2 separate regions of the Homo sapiens genome follow, and region 1 is linked to region 2. A link is an interaction called in ENCODE POLR2A ChIA-PET data of the cell type or tissue named here. Cell type or tissue: GM12878. All regions are shown on one strand.

Evidence for each region. ChIA-PET counts read pairs that join two places held together with the same protein. Peaks named below come from ENCODE experiments on the same cell type or tissue, not always from the same donor. Only the 100,000 strongest peaks of a DNase experiment are listed, where the experiment ranks them.
Region 1: POLR2A ChIA-PET joins it to region 2 with 10 read pairs; 2 of 35 experiments call an interaction of 5 or more read pairs at or near these places.

The regions. Positions count from the first base shown.
Region 1 is chr11:67,801,276-67,809,275 of GRCh38, forward strand. It overlaps the pseudogene FAM86C2P. Among named protein-coding and RNA genes, the nearest start is that of LINC02754, 79 kb to the right of the region's middle. RefSeq lists enhancers at 1,719-2,220, 2,221-2,720, 4,519-5,020, 5,021-5,520 and silencers at 4,106-4,155, 4,466-4,775. In GM12878, no CTCF peak of the experiment used is centred here; a DNase peak (open chromatin) is centred at 4,536; H3K4me3 peaks cover 1,318 bases; H3K27ac peaks cover 823 bases.
Region 2 is chr11:68,261,780-68,269,779 of GRCh38, forward strand. It overlaps C11orf24 (chromosome 11 open reading frame 24), which reads right to left. Exons shown (of 4, transcript NM_022338.4): 2 at 6,275-6,472; 3 at 1,913-2,087; 4 at 1-1,139. The coding sequence starts at 1,988. Among named protein-coding and RNA genes, the nearest start is that of C11orf24, 6.2 kb to the right of the region's middle. RefSeq lists a silencer at 989-1,189 and an enhancer at 5,499-6,698. In GM12878, no CTCF peak of the experiment used is centred here; a DNase peak (open chromatin) is centred at 4,902; H3K4me3 peaks cover 2,995 bases; H3K27ac peaks cover 3,350 bases.

The sequences.
Region 1 (8,000 bases), 460 kb before region 2:
TTATGATATAAGCCATTTCCTAAAAATGCTTCCACTGCAGTGTCACAGGCTATGGCAGCATTTCTAATGCCCATTCTGAGCAAGAACGCAGGGCACGTGGGCCCAAACCACCTCCCTCCCAGGGGAGCCAGTGTGAACCAGGGTTTGCAGTAAAGACAGTCGCCAACTGTCTGGCTCTATGGAAGAGGAGGGAAGGCCCACTTGGCAACTGCTCTCTTGCAGCGTGTGTTCCTGGGGATGGGATGGAGGGGAGGGGACGCTCTGGGTGACACTCCAGCTAAAGCCGAGAGAAACCAAGTGCAGGACGAGCAAGTTCCAGACAGTGGCAACAGGTGATGCAAGCTCTGAGGTGGCCATGTCCTGGCACTTGGAAAGGAGGGCAGAGGGACTGGTGCAGCAGGAGTGGGGATGGTGGGAAAACAGGAGCCTGGAGGGAGAGGGAGGAGACAGTCTGCAGTGCCTGCTGGCTGGGAGGGATGCAGATTCTGCCCAAGGGCAGCAAAGTACCCCACGCAATACACAGGCTCTTCATGCTCGTGCTGGTTTTTCATTTTTTCTGACACAGTCTCGCTCTGTTGCCCAGGCTGGAGTGCAGTGGCCCGATCTTGGCTCACCACAGCCTCTGCCTCCTGGGTTCAAGCGATTCTCCTGCCTCAGCCTCCTGAGTAGCTGGTACTATAGGCGTGCACCACTACGCCCAGCTAATTTTTGTATTTTTAGTAGAGATGGGTTTTTGCCATGTTGGCTAGGCCGGTCTTGAACTCCTGACCTTAGGTGATCCATCCACCTCAGCTTCCCAAAGTCCTGGGATTACAGGTGTGAGCCAGTGCGCCCAGCCTTCTGCTGGGTTTTAAAGCAGCTATCCCTACATTTCATGCTTCACCACCTACGAGAGTGAGGCTCAGGGTGAAACTCAGAGCAGGGTGCGAGATAACTTCAGGTATCTCCATGCTCGAAGCCCTGACCTACTGCATTGCCCCAAAAGTCTTCCCTGCTGTGGCTGCATCTTTTCCACATGGATAATCTTGGTTCACCTCTAGCACAGGAATTCTTCACTGGGGATCCTAGGATGGGCTGGGTGGGTGGGGGTGGAGGATGTCTGCCTCGAGTTTGTATGGAAAATGTATTCTTCTGGTGCACTTCTTTCTGGGAGGGAGTCTATTGCTTTCTCTTTTCAGAAGGACTCATGGCCCTTCGAAGGTGAAGACCCAGGATGCAGGGTGATCTGCACTTGGCCCTCAAGGCCAAGGTCAGGCTGTGGCTGGGCCGGGTGGTGATCCTGCCTCTCACCTGCATGCAGATGCTCTTGAGTCCAAACCCCACCCTGGGCAAAGTAAGGGCCCATTTAGGTCTAGAAGAGACAGGAGTGGGCAGGACAGGCCTCATGAATGCAAAAAAGAAAGTCTCTGAACATCTACCAAATTCTAGAAGCTGTTTTGCACCTGTCATCTCTGTTTTTGCTGTGGATGGTTTAAAAACTTTCCCTAGATTCCCCCCTCTCATGCAGATTTTTGTATATTCTGATGTCTTTGTCTAAGTCTTAGAAAATGAAAGAGCTGGAGCTGTCGGAGGTGACGACACCCACCTGCAGTGCTGACTCAATGGTTTTGTTCTTTGAACAGGGGTGTTTTTAAAGGGTACAAGCACACCTGTGCTTCTTCTCTCAGGTCTTCCGGAGAGATTCAGGAGGCAGGGTCATGAGTCCCAGGGACTCTGGAATTCTTACCTTCTGCAAAATATCCCGCAGCAGCTCAGAATCTGATGAGTCTCTTAACTTTGCTTCTAAGCTCTGTGTGGAGGGGAGAGAGAGAAATCTCAAGGGTGCATTCACAGGAACATTAAGCACGCAATAGAATGTGTTGGCAAAGCGCTGTGTGATCTCTCCCCGGGGACGTGGAGCCAGTTGGAAGTGGAAGCCACAGCAGCTGAAAGCCTGACCTTCAGATGTTGCAGGGTGCACCTGGATGAGTCACAGGAAGAAGGCTAGAAGACTGACTCTTGGCCGCATTAGTCCTGGCTACTTAGCGGCCACCCGGGTCATGGGCCAGCTCCCTGGTTGCACTTGTCAGCCAGGATTGCACTGGTTACCAGGGCAGCCATGGCACCAAGGTTTGATGGGCTTGCCATCTGAGTTTAAGTGGAAATGCAGAATGTTCCCATACCAGCCTGGGTTACATTGTCCTCTTACAGGGGCCTCAAGCCCAGCAGCGAACTTTGGCTCCCGAATTAGGTAGACTGTCTCGGCTGGTATGTGACACAGGGCAAGGCACTTCATTGCTTCAGAGCTCCTTCCATGCCGTAAAAGGTCCTACAAGACCTGGTCCTAATCCCTCTCTCTGGCCTGTTCTCCCTCGCCCCTGGCCCACCCTGCTCACTCCACTCCAGCCACACTGGCTGCCTTGCTGTTGTTCCTCAACAACAGCTGGCTTGTTTCCACCACAGGACGTTTGCATATCCTGTTCCCCAAGCCCTTCCCATGGCTGGCTGCTTCACCACTCAGGCCCCATTTCAAATGCCACCTCTTTGGGGAAGGCTTCCCTGATTCCCCGACTTTGGTGACTCTTCTCCCCAGTTGCTCCATTCACCATTTCCCTGTTTTATTGGCTTTAAAGCCACTCTCATCTGGTCTTTTCTTGTTTCTTCATTTATTTGTTTATTCTCTGGCTCTCCCATGCAAGCAGAGCCTCATCTGTCATAGGTACTGCTGATCCATGGTGCCTGGCTCACGGAAGGCATTTATTAAACATTTTGAGACTGAATAAAAACACTAGCTAACACCAACATGCATTTACCATGAGCCAGGCACTGATCCACAGGCTTTTGTACTCAACCCTGACAACAACCCTAAGAGGTAGGTATCATTATATCCCCCATTTTATTAATAAGAAAACAACAGCACAGAGAGATGCACTTGCCCAAGGTCACACAGGGCCAGGGGTTGGGCCAGGATTCGAAGCAGGCAGGCTGTCTCCTGGGTCTGAACTCTCAACTACTGCACCTAATCAAACAATCCCTCTGGTCAAATGTGAGTGATGATAATAGTACCCACCTCGTGGGTGTTGAGGGTGAGCCCAAGTTAGCTTTCAGCGTGGCATGTGAACAATTATAGTCAATATTGAATGGAGACCTATGATGCTTTTATGAAGGTTTCTATTTTGGGTTAAAAATGCACAAATTTCTCCTGACCAGAAATGATCTCTGAGTGCTAAATATTTCATGTCAATGGAATAGCGCAAATGATTAAGCAACACCCCATAAAATGGGGCAGACCCAGGGAGGAATATATATCCAAACTGACTCATCCCAGTGAGCTCACCGCACATGGATTACAAATGGGGCCGGGTGCATTAAGCCCCTCTACTGGCAGAAGGGAGGCTGCTGCCTGCCATGCGCCTGTGCTGAGAATGGCAGGTCCCCAGGGAGACGAGAGGCCACCCCCTTCTCTGTCTCTTCCATCACAGGCGTGAGAGCCTCAGAGCATGAGCCAATTCTGTGCAGTGCTCGACATACAGATGAGAACACTGAGGCACGAGGGACAGCCTGTGACCTGGTCACCACGCTCAGGAGGACGTGGTTACCCGCGGTCCTGAGGGCGCTGACTTTTTAGAATGGGCGAGGGCAGCTCTGTCCCAGTGACCAGAACGGTTACTGCCTTTAAAAAGTCGTGAAAATGATAGTGAACTGTACCCCACAACGAGTGCGCCTCTGCCCCCCAAGATGGTGGAGAGGCCCCCAGCTTACGCCGCCAGCACGCGGGGCAGGAGGGGTGCGAGCGACTCTGGCCAGGCCCCAGGGACGGGAAACGGGTCGCGCGGACCTGACCGGCGGGAGCCCAGGCACTCACGTGGCGTGAGCGCCGGGGGCTTCAGCACAGAGACCCATCCCATCTGCCCCTGGACTCCCGCGAGCCCCGCGGGCCTCTCCGCTCGCCCCGCCGCCCACCTGCCAGGGGAAGGAGCGCAGTGCACGCGCCGCCAGGAAGCGGCGCTCCAAACTCTGCAGCAAGAGTTCGGTCCCCGCGTTCTCCTCGGGCGCCATGACGTGGGCGGGGCCGCAGCGTTGCCCGGAGACCGGGCGGAAGCCAGGCCTGGACTGAAGAGGGGGCGGGCCCAGGGCAGTGGGCGGGGGCAGAGAGGGGGCGGGGCCTGGGGGTAGGGTGAGGAGGAGAGTCGTGGGGGCGGCTCTAGGGCGGGGCCAGGATGAGCGTTATGAGGCGGGACCTGGGGTGGGGCCAGGATGAGCGTCATGAGGGCGAGGCCTGGGGTAGGGCCAGGATAAGCGTCGTTGGGGCAGGTCCTGGGGAGAGTTCTGGTTGGCGGGTCCTGGGGCGGGGCCAGGACAGGGCGATCCTGGAAGCGGGGCTTCGGAAGCGTCCAGGTTGGAGGCGTCCTGGAGTCGGGGCCTTGCGTGGGGGCAGGATAAGGGTCCTGGAGGCGGGGCGTTAGGGTGGGGGTAAACGATGATTGGGTTCAGGAGGCGAGACTCGGAGCAGAGCCCAGGAGACAGGTCTTAGGGCGGGGCTAAGGGCAGACCCGGAGAAGGGCTCAGGAGGCGGGGCCAGGGCGGGGCGTTGACTATGTCGTAGCACGTGGCCAGGCGCTGCTCGGACTCTGGGAGGCGGAGCTTAGGACGGGCCGACATGGGGAGGGGCCCAGGGTCCGGGAGGCGGGGCAGAGTCCGGGCTGCGGGCTGCGCTCAGGAGGCGGGCCCTGGGAGGCGGAGCTTAGGGAGGGGCAGGTGTCGGTAGGGACCAAGGGACTGGGAGGCGGGTCGGGGCTGGGCTCAGGGGCCGAGAGGGAGCTGGGCTTGGGGTGGGGCCGAGACGGAGCGAGGGGTCCAGGGTGTGAGAAACGGGGAGGGGTTTGAGGAGGGGTTTGGAGTGTGGCTCAAGTTCGGGAGGCGTTACCTGCGGAGGGTTTGAGGCAGGCCCAGGAGCGAGCCCACGGTCTGCCGAAGCGGGGCCAGGGGCGGGCCCCAGGATCCGGAGCTTTGGGCGGGGCCGAGTCCGGGTTAGGGGCCCGGGAGGCGGGGCCGGTTAGGGCGAGGGTCCCCGGGATCGTCGGGTCAGGCCTTGGGCCAACGTAGGCACTCTCGCAGTTCCTCCGCCTTCAGGAAGGTCTTTTTGGCAGGGGCCTTAGGGGTGCGCGCTTCTGTCCTGGAGGCGTTATCCTAGCCTCCTCTCCATCAGCGCCACACATCTGGAGCCCGATAGGAAGGAGCTTTCCCTCTGTCCCCCAGCCTTTGGACTGTCACCAAACAAGCCATCCGTTCACCAAATACTTATGAAGCTCCTACCATGTGTCTGGCAAGGGAGATGTAACAGTGAGAAAAACTAGGTGTGGTCCAGGCCCTCCAGGGGCTCAGGGGGTCGTGGAAGAAGTGGACATTGAAGTACTTATCACACAAATGAGTATAAAAGTACAATAGCGATATCTGCCACGAAGGCGAGCAGACAGAGCTAGCGGGGCTTCCAGGAGGAGTTTTAATCTTGCAGGGACAGGAAGGAGGAGTTAGCTCCTGGGGGGCGGAATTGGGGGTGGTGGTGATATAGACGTGGGGACAGAGTGGAAAACAACAAAAATATAATTATTTTAGTTCAAAGTTATTGTGTCTTGAGTTGAACGTGTCTTTAGTTCAAAGTTATTGTGTGTTGAGATTTCAGTACTGCCCCTGAAATCTGAACTGTGTTCAAAGTCTAAAACGTTTACCTTAGCAAATCCCTCATAAAACTCCATTTGGAAGAGTCCCGAGAGCTAATTTGTTCAGTATACTTGCAGAAGGTAGATGAGGAGACAGATTAAATCTTATTACCTCTTTCAGATGAGAGGCACTTGAGTCCTGCTCAGCTGTGAGAATAAGAGAGGGGGATTAATTCTAATTGAATACACGTGTTCTCTCACAGCTGTTGTTCCCCACCAGAACCAAATGAGCGCAAGATCTGACAAAGAAAAAAAAAAGGTTCATCTTTTATTCCCCCAAACACTTTCATTTAAATCAAGAGGGTGGGATGTGGTTATTGCTGTGTTTTTAGACAGAATCAACAGTTTCTGGGTCTGAGATATTGCATACACCCTCTCAGTCCCTGTATCCTGAGATGGAGTCACCTGAGAATCCACAGCAAGTCGTAACCAGAGATGGGTCTGGGTGGTTAAGGAAGCTTGGCTTCAGAACTGGGCCAGGGGCACTGCTTTGCTTTTGTGGTTTTGATCAGCTCTCTGCCTGCAGGAGACAAGGAAAACCAACGGGAACAGGTTAGTTACACTCATAAATCCTGGGCTTATTTTATTAACTCACATAATAGCTATTAATTACCTTTCCTCCAAGGAGCAAAAGGGCATATACGGTCAATGCTATGATAAGTAACACTGTATTATGTTATACTAAAATATTAATAAATCTAGGTTGGTTCAGTCTTTCCTAATTCCATAGGTTGCAAGCGGATTGAGGAAGGACCCTAGCGGACCACAGAGCTGAGCCATGCATGCAGAAGAAATCTTTTCTTTTGTTTTCTTTTTGAGACGGAGTTTTGCTCTCTTGTTGCCCAGGCTGGAGTGCAATGGCGCGATCTCGGCTCACTGCAACCTCCACCTCCCAGGTTCAAGCGATTCTCCTGCCTCAGCCTCCCGAGTAGCTGGGATTACAGGTGTGAGCCACCATGCCGAGCCATTTTTGTTATTTTTAGTGGAGACAGGGTTTGAACACGTTGGCCAGGCTGGTCTCAAATTCCTGACCTCAGGTGATCCGCCCGCCTCTGCCTCCCAAAGTGCTGGGATTACAGGCGTGAACCACCGCGCCCGGCCAGAAGAAATCTTTATCTTGGTGTTTGAACTCGGATGAGGGACAAATGTCATCTATCTTGGATCTGAATCTGGAAGGATCAAGGCACTGAAGGGATTTATTTGTTTCAGACAGTCTCCCTCTGTTGCCAGGCTGGAGTGCAGTGGTGTGATCTCGGCTCCTGCAACTTCTGCCTCCCGGGCTCAAGCGATTCTCCTGCCTCAACCTCCCGAGTAGCTGGAACTACAGGCACGCATCACCACGCCCAGCTAATTTTTGTATTTTTAGTAGAGACAGGGTTTCACCATGTTGGCCAGGAGTGTCTCAATCTCTTGACCTCACGATCCATCTGCCTTGGCCTCCCAAAGGGCTGGGATTACAGGCGTGAGCCACCATGCCCGGCCTCACTGAAGGGATTTTTTTAATGTCACGTGGCTCTCACAGGTGCAGTGTGTTCGGGTGCAAGTGAAGATTAGGACTGATGCTTAAAATCAAACGTAAAATTCCAGGTGGTGTTGCTATGGGGAACAGCATTAGGACAATCTGAGTGGTTTCAGTTGCAAGAGTGTGCGTGTACGTGCAAGAACTACAGTCAAGGTTCAACTTCTAGCTTTGAGGGTCTCTTTAATAACAGCAATAACAACCTAAGTCAGTTTAACAGTATGGAATGGTTGCCTTTTAGAAATTAAGCTATGGGCATGGAAGTTCAATCAGTACATTGAAGTTTTTCCTTTATCTCTCCTATGGTTAATGGTTTCTGCAGAAAAGCACCAATTGATATCTTTCTAAAACGTTGCTTCAGGGTGTAGAGACCTTTATAAGTCATGTTTCAACTTACAGAAAATTTTATAGTTCAAATATAAATTATGTTCAATGTGGACATTGTAATAGAATTTAAGGTTAAGTAAAATTTCCACTTTCCTTAGGCTGTTTGCAGTGCCCAGCAGGCCCCATGATATCGAGATGGAAGTTATGTTAAAGGAGGAGATTGGTCATGGATGGGCAGAATAAGGAATATGGGCAGCTCAGGCTAATGATACAATGATTGAGGTGTAGAAAGAGGGCCAGGCACGGGATAATGCCTGTAATCTCAGTGCTTTGGAAGGCCAAGGCAAGAGGATCACTTGAGGTCAGGAGACCAGCCTGGTCAACAGAGTGAGACCTAATCTGTACAAAAAAAAAAAAATTAGTTGGGCATGGTGGTGTGCGCCTGTAGTCTCAGC
Region 2 (8,000 bases):
CACCACCAGAAGGAGAGTTTTGTCTACCACGGCCTGGGTGAGGGGCTCAGTGGTGACCACCATGTACTGGCCTTGGGTGCTGGGCTGGCACGAGTCCGTGGCTGGCATCTTAGTGCCCCCTGAGCTCCTGGGTGTTGGCCCAGTGGAATCAGTACCTGGTGTGGCTTCAGTCTCTACCTGCTCCGGTGCCTGGGATGTGCCTGGCCCAGCGGCCCTCTGGGTATATGGCATGGGGCTTGGCTGTGTCGTGGGGGACATGGCCTCCATCTCAGGGATTGGGCTGGTGTGAGGTACTGGCACTGGGCTGGCAGTTGGCTCCCTGGCTTGTGCCTTGGTGGTGGTCACCACTGTGGGGGTGGGGGCGGGCTCTGGGGTTGTGTTTGAGGGCATGGGTGTGGATTTATTTGTTGTGTTAACCACAGGCTGGTCCACTGACACCTGGCTAATGGGACCTTGTGCTTGGGGACGCATAGGGGGTACAGGGCTTGCCGCGGTGTCACTGGGCATGTGCTTGGAAGGACTTGGACGAGTGCTCATGGGGCTGCTTGTGTTTGCTGTGGTCGCTACAGTCTGAGCACGTGTGGCCAATGTGGCCAGGGTTGCTGTTCTTGGCAACGCGCTGCTCTTTGGCACTTGTGCGAGGGCTGTGCTGAGAGATGGATGCCCAGTGGCGGTAGTGGACGGGGTCCGCCCTGTGGAAGTGGACGTGGGCGCGGGGAGTGCAAGTGTCATGGGAGTGCTGGAGGCCGCAGTCATACTGGAGGCTGCAGTCGTGGGAGCAATGGAGGCCACAGTTGTACTGGAGGCTGCAGTCGTGGGAGCACTGGAGGCCACAGTCATACTGGAGGCCGCAGTCGTAATGGAGGCCGCAGTCGTACTGGAGGCCACAGCCGTGGGAGCAATGGAGGTCACACCATCAGCTGCACCTCCTGAAGTTGCTGGTTCACTCACATCTGTCCTGCTTGTGTCCTCTGTTGTGACTTCCATAGAGTTGAGGTGGGCTGCCGAAGTCCCTTTGGTCAATGTGACAGGAGAAGCTGCTGCCATGGTTACATCCTCAGACGTTTTATTATCAACTGTTTCCACAGATGCATTCCTCTTGACTAATCCCTTCCACATTTTGTTAGGGACAAAGTTGCCTTAAAGTCAGAAAAAGGAGAAAAAGAGAGACAATCATGTTCAATCCTGCACAGGGGGATTGCTCAGGGATCGGCTTCCACCCAGGCCTGTGGGGCCCCCTCCTCAGCCCAGCCAGAGTCGGGGGAGGTGATGTGCGAACATGCTTCCTCCCCATCTCTCTTCCCACTGTTGGCATGCAGCTCATTGAAAAAGCCCTTGTCAATTTGATTTTAAAACTCCTTTGCCCTCTATGAACCCCCTGCCCATTGAAGGCTTCAGACCTTCACTATTTGATCCAATTCCCAAAACATCAGAGTAAAAGTCTCACACAACAGGTGTGATTCACCATTAAAAGCCCACTGAACGCACACCCAGGTTTACAAAGCAGATAAACTGCACAGGTATTCACATCATAAAAGAACGCTTGGCTTTGTGAAAGGATTCACTGCAGGAATTCTTGGAAATGAATGGCACAGAGTGGGAACGCAGTTAAAGATCTGATGTATGAAGGAATCAATTCCCCAGTGAAGATTCAATTTAGAGATGACATCAAATCTTGCAGGCCAAGCGAGCAAACCTTTCAGGGCTCAGCTGCCTGGTCCTGCTAGGGGCTCTTTGCCCACCATGGCCCTGGAGAAGGAAGGTTGGCCTGACAACCCTTCCCTGTGCGGCACCTGGGAGGGCTGCGGTTCCTGACGCGTTGGCCTGGGTTTGCAGATGCTGCTTTCAAGGGCTCAGCATGCTTTGTGGCCACCGTGGGCCCATCCAGCAGTCACACAGCTTTCTCACTTACGTGGATCGTTGGATGCCGCATGGCTTTCAGATAAGGACAAGGAGAAAATCCAAATGAGCACAAGAGCTGTCCACATCTTGTGGGTGAGCTGGGAGCAAGGCTGGGCGGTCCCCGAGGCTCCCAGCCAGCCAGCTCCTCAGGCTGCTAATGGTTCCCTCCTGCTTGGCCAAGGGATCTGTGGTCAAGAAAGCACGCTGGTCAGAAGGCGTCTGGCCAGCAACACACAGCCTTGCCTGAGAGCACCTGCTGTGGAGGGCTCTGGCAGGGTCCAAGGTGCAGACTGAGCCAAGTGCTGAGACCAGGGCCTGGTGCCCAGGAAGACCTCAGCCATGGTATAGTAATGAACTGCCCTGTGCTTTGCATCTGATCACTTCTTGACCCGATTTCACTATGAATCTCAACCTGCAAAAGTTCCCATTCTCCCATCCTAGAGTTCAGAGTTTAAAGGAGCAGGAGAGAGGGCTAAGACTTGGTTGTGTTCATAGGGTGAAGGCCTTCTCATCACCAAGACTGGTCAAGTCTTCCTCCTCAGCTTCCCCCATAGTCTGCAGAGTACAAATCAAGCCTAATGCACCCCATGTGCACCCTGTGACAGGTGACTGTGCCTTTCACATGGGAGATACTACTTAACCATTCATCCATCAATCCACCCATTCATCCATCCACCTGCCCGCCCACCCATCCATCCACCCACTATTCTATCCATCTACTCATCTGTCCATCCATCCATCCACTCACCCATCCATCCATCCACTTACCCACTTACCCATCTATCCATCCATCCATCCATCCACCCACCCATCCATCCACCCACTCATCCATCCACCCACTCATCCATCCATCCATCCATCCATCCATCCATCCACCCACTATTCTATCCATCTACTCACCTGTCCATCCATAAGTCCATCCATCCATCCATCCATCCATCCACCCATCCATCCACCCACTCATCCATCCATCCACCCACCATATCCTATCCATCTGTTCATCTATCCATCCATCCACCCACCCACCCATCCATGCACCCAGCCATCCTTTCATCCAATATTTACTTAGTGCTTTCTCATGTGCCAGGCAGTACACTTAGGACAAAAAGGTGAAAAACACACAAGCTCTTCAGGGACCTGCAGTCCATGGGAGACACAGAAAAGAGGTCATTGCAGGCTGGCACAAGCATTGTGCAGGGTGTGACTCAGTGCTGGGAAGCAAGGAGGAGACAGTATGCGGGCAGGCCTTGAAGAGTGAGGTAGGCTGATACTCTGGGCAGAAGCCCCAAGGGTGGCTGGGCCCCAGAGGACAGGGTGCCACAGGGGCCCAGAGGACACAGTTCAGCCAGTGGTGGTGTGGTCGGCATGCCAAGGAAGGCTTCCTGGGAAAGCGATGCCTGGGCCGCATTCTGAAAGCTGGGTGGGGGTGGGCAGGCAGGTGGAGAGGGAGCAGCAGATGACAACAGCAGGGTCAGAGGCAAGGAAGAGCGTGGTGAGGCGGGAATTAGTCTGGAGAGCGTGAGGAGGCCCCATGAGCCATGTGGCAGTTTAGATTTCACAGTAGGGGGATGCGAGTCCCTCCGGGGCCTTAGACAAGAACAGAAAGGTGCTTTTAGCAAGAGGGGAGGCAGGGGCAGCCAGTGAGGGGCAGCGATCCAGGCACCTGATACAGAGGCTCTCTCAATGAATGAAGGCATGAGTGAATGAGTGACTGACCCACTTCAGAGACTGCAGTGGTCCCCACAGCCGGCCCAAGTTGCTGTAAAGCAAAGCCCTCTCCTTCATTCTAATGCTCCACAGAAGTGATGTGGACGCCTTAACACATTTTTATTTTTTTGAGATGGGTCTCGCTCTGCTGCCCAGGCTGGACTGCAGTGGCATGATCGTACCTCACTACAGTTTTGACCTCCCAGGCTCAAATGATCCTCCCACCTCAGCTGGGATCACAGGCGCATGCCACCACACCTGGCTATTTTTTTTGTGTGTGTGGAGAGAGGATTCTTGCTATGTTGCCCAGGGTGGTCTCCAGCTCCTCGGCTGAAGCAATCTTCCCACCTTGGCCTCCAAAGTATTGGGATTACAGGCATGAGCTATTGTGCCCGGCCCTTAATGTATTATAAAAAAATTATTTGGTTTGGTTTATTTGTTTTGTTAGATAAAATAATGAAAACAGTCACAAGGTAACCAGCACTTAGCAGCCCACAGCAAAGTGTGGCCCCAGCTGCATAGCTGTAGGCAGACTGGGGCTTTGGGGTGCTGGGTGAGCTGCCCATTGGTCACTCAGGGACGAAGGGGCCATTGAATGCATGAGTGGCAGAAGCAGCCTTTTAGCTCTTTCAGCATTCACTGTCATTCCCTTGAGGAAGCTACTGTAATAGGGTCAAGAGACCATGCAAGGGGAGTGGGAGACCAGCAGGACACACAGAGGCCAACAGCACTGCCTGCGTTCCAACTCCAGCTCCCATGCTCACTAACCAAGTGACATGTGCAGCCACAGGACCTCTGAGCCCCGCTGAGCTGCATGGGAGTGACATGGGACATGGGATCACACGGGCAAGGACCCAGCATGGCGCCTGGCTTAGCCAGCAGCCCACCCGAGAAGCACTTCCAGCTACGCAAAAGCAGCCACTGCGCAACAAGAAGCCCCTGGGTGGCTTCCTGCCTCCTGTAATCCATGTGGACTGTTGTCAAGCTGCCCCGGGGCTGGAGAAAGCCCTTAGAGCACACACTCCTCTGGAAGGCTGGTGTGTTCCACGAGACTTCCGGTCTCTTTCCAAGAGTCACTAACTTTTCTCTAGCTTCAAATGGTGCTTTCTCTTCAAAATGGTCTGTAAGGGCTCCTAATGTGTTAGGGGCTTAGAAAAATTACTTGGCCTTACAAACCACAGATCTAGAGTGCAAAAAGCATTCTTTGTTCTGACAGAAAAAAGTGTGGCGGGGGGGATGGGGAGAGAAGAAACTAACCAATATCATGCAAGGCAGAACTGAAACTGGAAGGTTTCGGGCACAAAGAACTCACAATCCTCCACGGGTCAAGGCAGTGCAGCTGGGCTTTTGATAAATATGAGTATTTAAATGGCTCTCTCTTGGGCCAGTAACATCTACCGAATGTTTTTAAAATGCTACCACCCCTGGTATGTTCCCCAGGCCCGAGCCCGGGATTTGAGGTCCTCTGGGTGAGTTAAAGGTGAGATGATGTGGCAGGGGCTTCTTATGGGTGAAGAGGGTCTCGGCTCCTGAATGTACCCCAGCCCCAGGCCTTCTGCTGCCCCCTCACTACAAATCTCTAGGGCAGGGGTCAGCACACTTTCTCTATAGAGGACAGGATGGCAAATATTTGGGATTCTGTGGGCCATTTGGTCTGTGTCTTAGCTACTCCATTCTGCCGCTACGGTACAGAGGCAGCCCTGGAATAGAAGTGAATGGTGGGCATGGTTGTGTCCCAATAAAACTTTATTTATACAAACAGGCAGCAGGTGGGATTCGGCCACAGTTTGCTAGCCCCTGCTTTAGCACTTCAGCCAGCTTCAGGGACCGTGCTCCAGCTACAGCAGGGAGGATCAGACTCAATGTACTGAATGAACCTCCTCCTTCTTGTCCAGTTCTTTGCCTTGGAACAGACAAGGACCTTCTCCTTCCTGAGAGGGGACAGCCTTTCATCATCTTCTGCTAAGAGGCGCCCCTCCACCACCCTGCATGAGTAAGACACAGCCTCCCTGCAGCACAGAGGAGGCTTCTGTGAGTGCCCACGGCATCACCAAGGTCAGGGAGAACCTCTTGAGGTAACTTGCATTTGTGTCACGAAGCCGAAGAGGGTTGCAGGGGATTGCGTGATCCCCATCCTGTTCATGGGCCACCACCCCAGTCCACTCAGAAGATAAGGCCTCCTGATCAGATGCAATGACTCATGCATGTAATCCCCGCACTTTGAGAGGCTGAGGTAGGCGGATGGACTGAGCTCATGAGTTAGAGACCAGCCTGGGCAACATGGCGGAACCCCATCTCTACAAAAAATACAGAAATTGGCCAGGACTACAGGTATGCATCTGTAGTCCCAGCTACTTGAGAGGCTGAGGTGGGAGGATGGCTTGAACCTGGGAGGCAGAGGTTGCAGTAAGCCAAGATTGCACCTCTGCACTCCAGCCTGGACCACAGAACCAGACATTGTCTCAAACAAACAAACAAAAAAAAATGGAGGCAGGGCCTCTGACAGTTAAGGGCCACAGACTGGGCCTGGGCCTTCCTTGGTTACTATAAGGCCTGGCTGTCTTTCCTTTTCCCTTGACCCTCTGATGATCTTGCAAAGCTCCCTCTGGGCTCACCGTCCCATCACCCAACAAGCAGGCCCAGCCTGCAGGGCCAGGACACTTACCAGAGGCTGCTGCTAAGGGGATGCTCCCAGCCTGGACCATCTTCCTCCTTGGAGAGCTGTGGGCTTGACACTGTGTCGCTGGGCGAAGTCTGGCTTTGCAGGGGGTGAAAGCCACGTGGTGGGGCACTCCCGGGCCATGCCATCCTTTGTGGCACATGTGAGACGAAGGTAGACTCTCCACTCTAGTAACAGACGCATCTAGAGTTTGAAAAAAAGTCCACATTCCTTATGAAAGGCATGAAGGAAAATTCCAGTGAGGAGGGAGGCACAAAAAGAGCAGAATTCAATAGATCATTCATTCCACTGGGAAAACGACAACATGGATCAAAGCTTTCAATGTCAAAACTTCCAATGCAGGCTGGGTGCGGTGGCTCACGCCTGTAATCCCAACACTTTGGGAGGCCGAGGCTAGTGGATCACGAGGTCAGCAGTTCGAGACCAGCCTGACCAACATGGTGAAACCCCATCTCCACTAAAAATACAAAAAAATTAGCTGGGCGTGGTGGTGGGCACCTGTAATCCCAGCGACTTGGGAGGCTGAGGCAGGAGAATCGCTTGAAACCAGAAGGTGGAGGTTGCAGTGAGCCGAGATTGAGCCACTGCACTCTAGCCTGGGCAATAAGAGCAAAACTGCGTCTCAAAAAAACAAAACAAAAAACAACAACGACTTCCAATGCAGCAACTTCTACTGCAGTTTCTTTTAAGGAAGCACTCAGACAGAGGTCCAAAGATGATCTACAAAGATATTTCTCACAGCATTATTTAGAAAGAGTAAAAAACTGGAATAGTTCTGTCAAGTATGGCCCCATTCATATATAAAATACTATGGCAACTGTTAAAAATACACAACTCTCTACTTATTGACATGGGAAGATATATAGCATGCATCAGTAAATGAACACGGCAGGTTACACAGCAACGTGTGGACCATGATCCTATTTTTGTTAAAAGGGACATTTATTCAAGGGTCTGGAAAGATTTGCACTAGAATGTTAATGAATATCCCTGGGGAATGGATTCACCTGTGATTTTCATTCTCTACTTCATATCTTTCCTTCTTTTTTTTTTTTTAACAAGCATGTATCACTTTTGGAAAACATTTCTGAAAGGCTCCAAGGAAAGAAAACAGCATATTTTCTTCAAGTACTTCAAGCCACTAAGCAGAAAGGCACAGAGTTATCCCACCTGATACAGTTTCACATGCTGATTTCCATAATTTAGAGAGACTACACGATCTATATATCAGGAGAGACATTTTCCTAGGAGCCAACCAAAACTTCGGAGGAATCCAGGAGCAAAGCCATAATGCAAAGATGTCAACCGGCACAAATGCTTCTCTCATTGATGAATATTTAACGCGTACTCAGGAGATTACAGAAACAGCTCGTCACCTCTTATCATGGGAAGGTTATCAGTAGGTGGTGATATCAAGGACCACCATGGGCCTGCTCCCAACACAGATGCCCACGTGTGCACACACAGCCACACATACATGCACTTAGTCACACACGCTTGTGTGCGCACAGCTGCACATATGTCCATCTGCACATGCACACATGCCACCACACATGTGCACTCACACAGGCACACACATACACATGCAAAATCACACACACAAAGGTGAGGGCACACACACGGAGCAGGTCCACAAGGCTATATCAGGACACTCCACGGGTTTCTCAGGAAACTTCTGCTGGATACCATCACCACTTACTCCCTCCCAGCC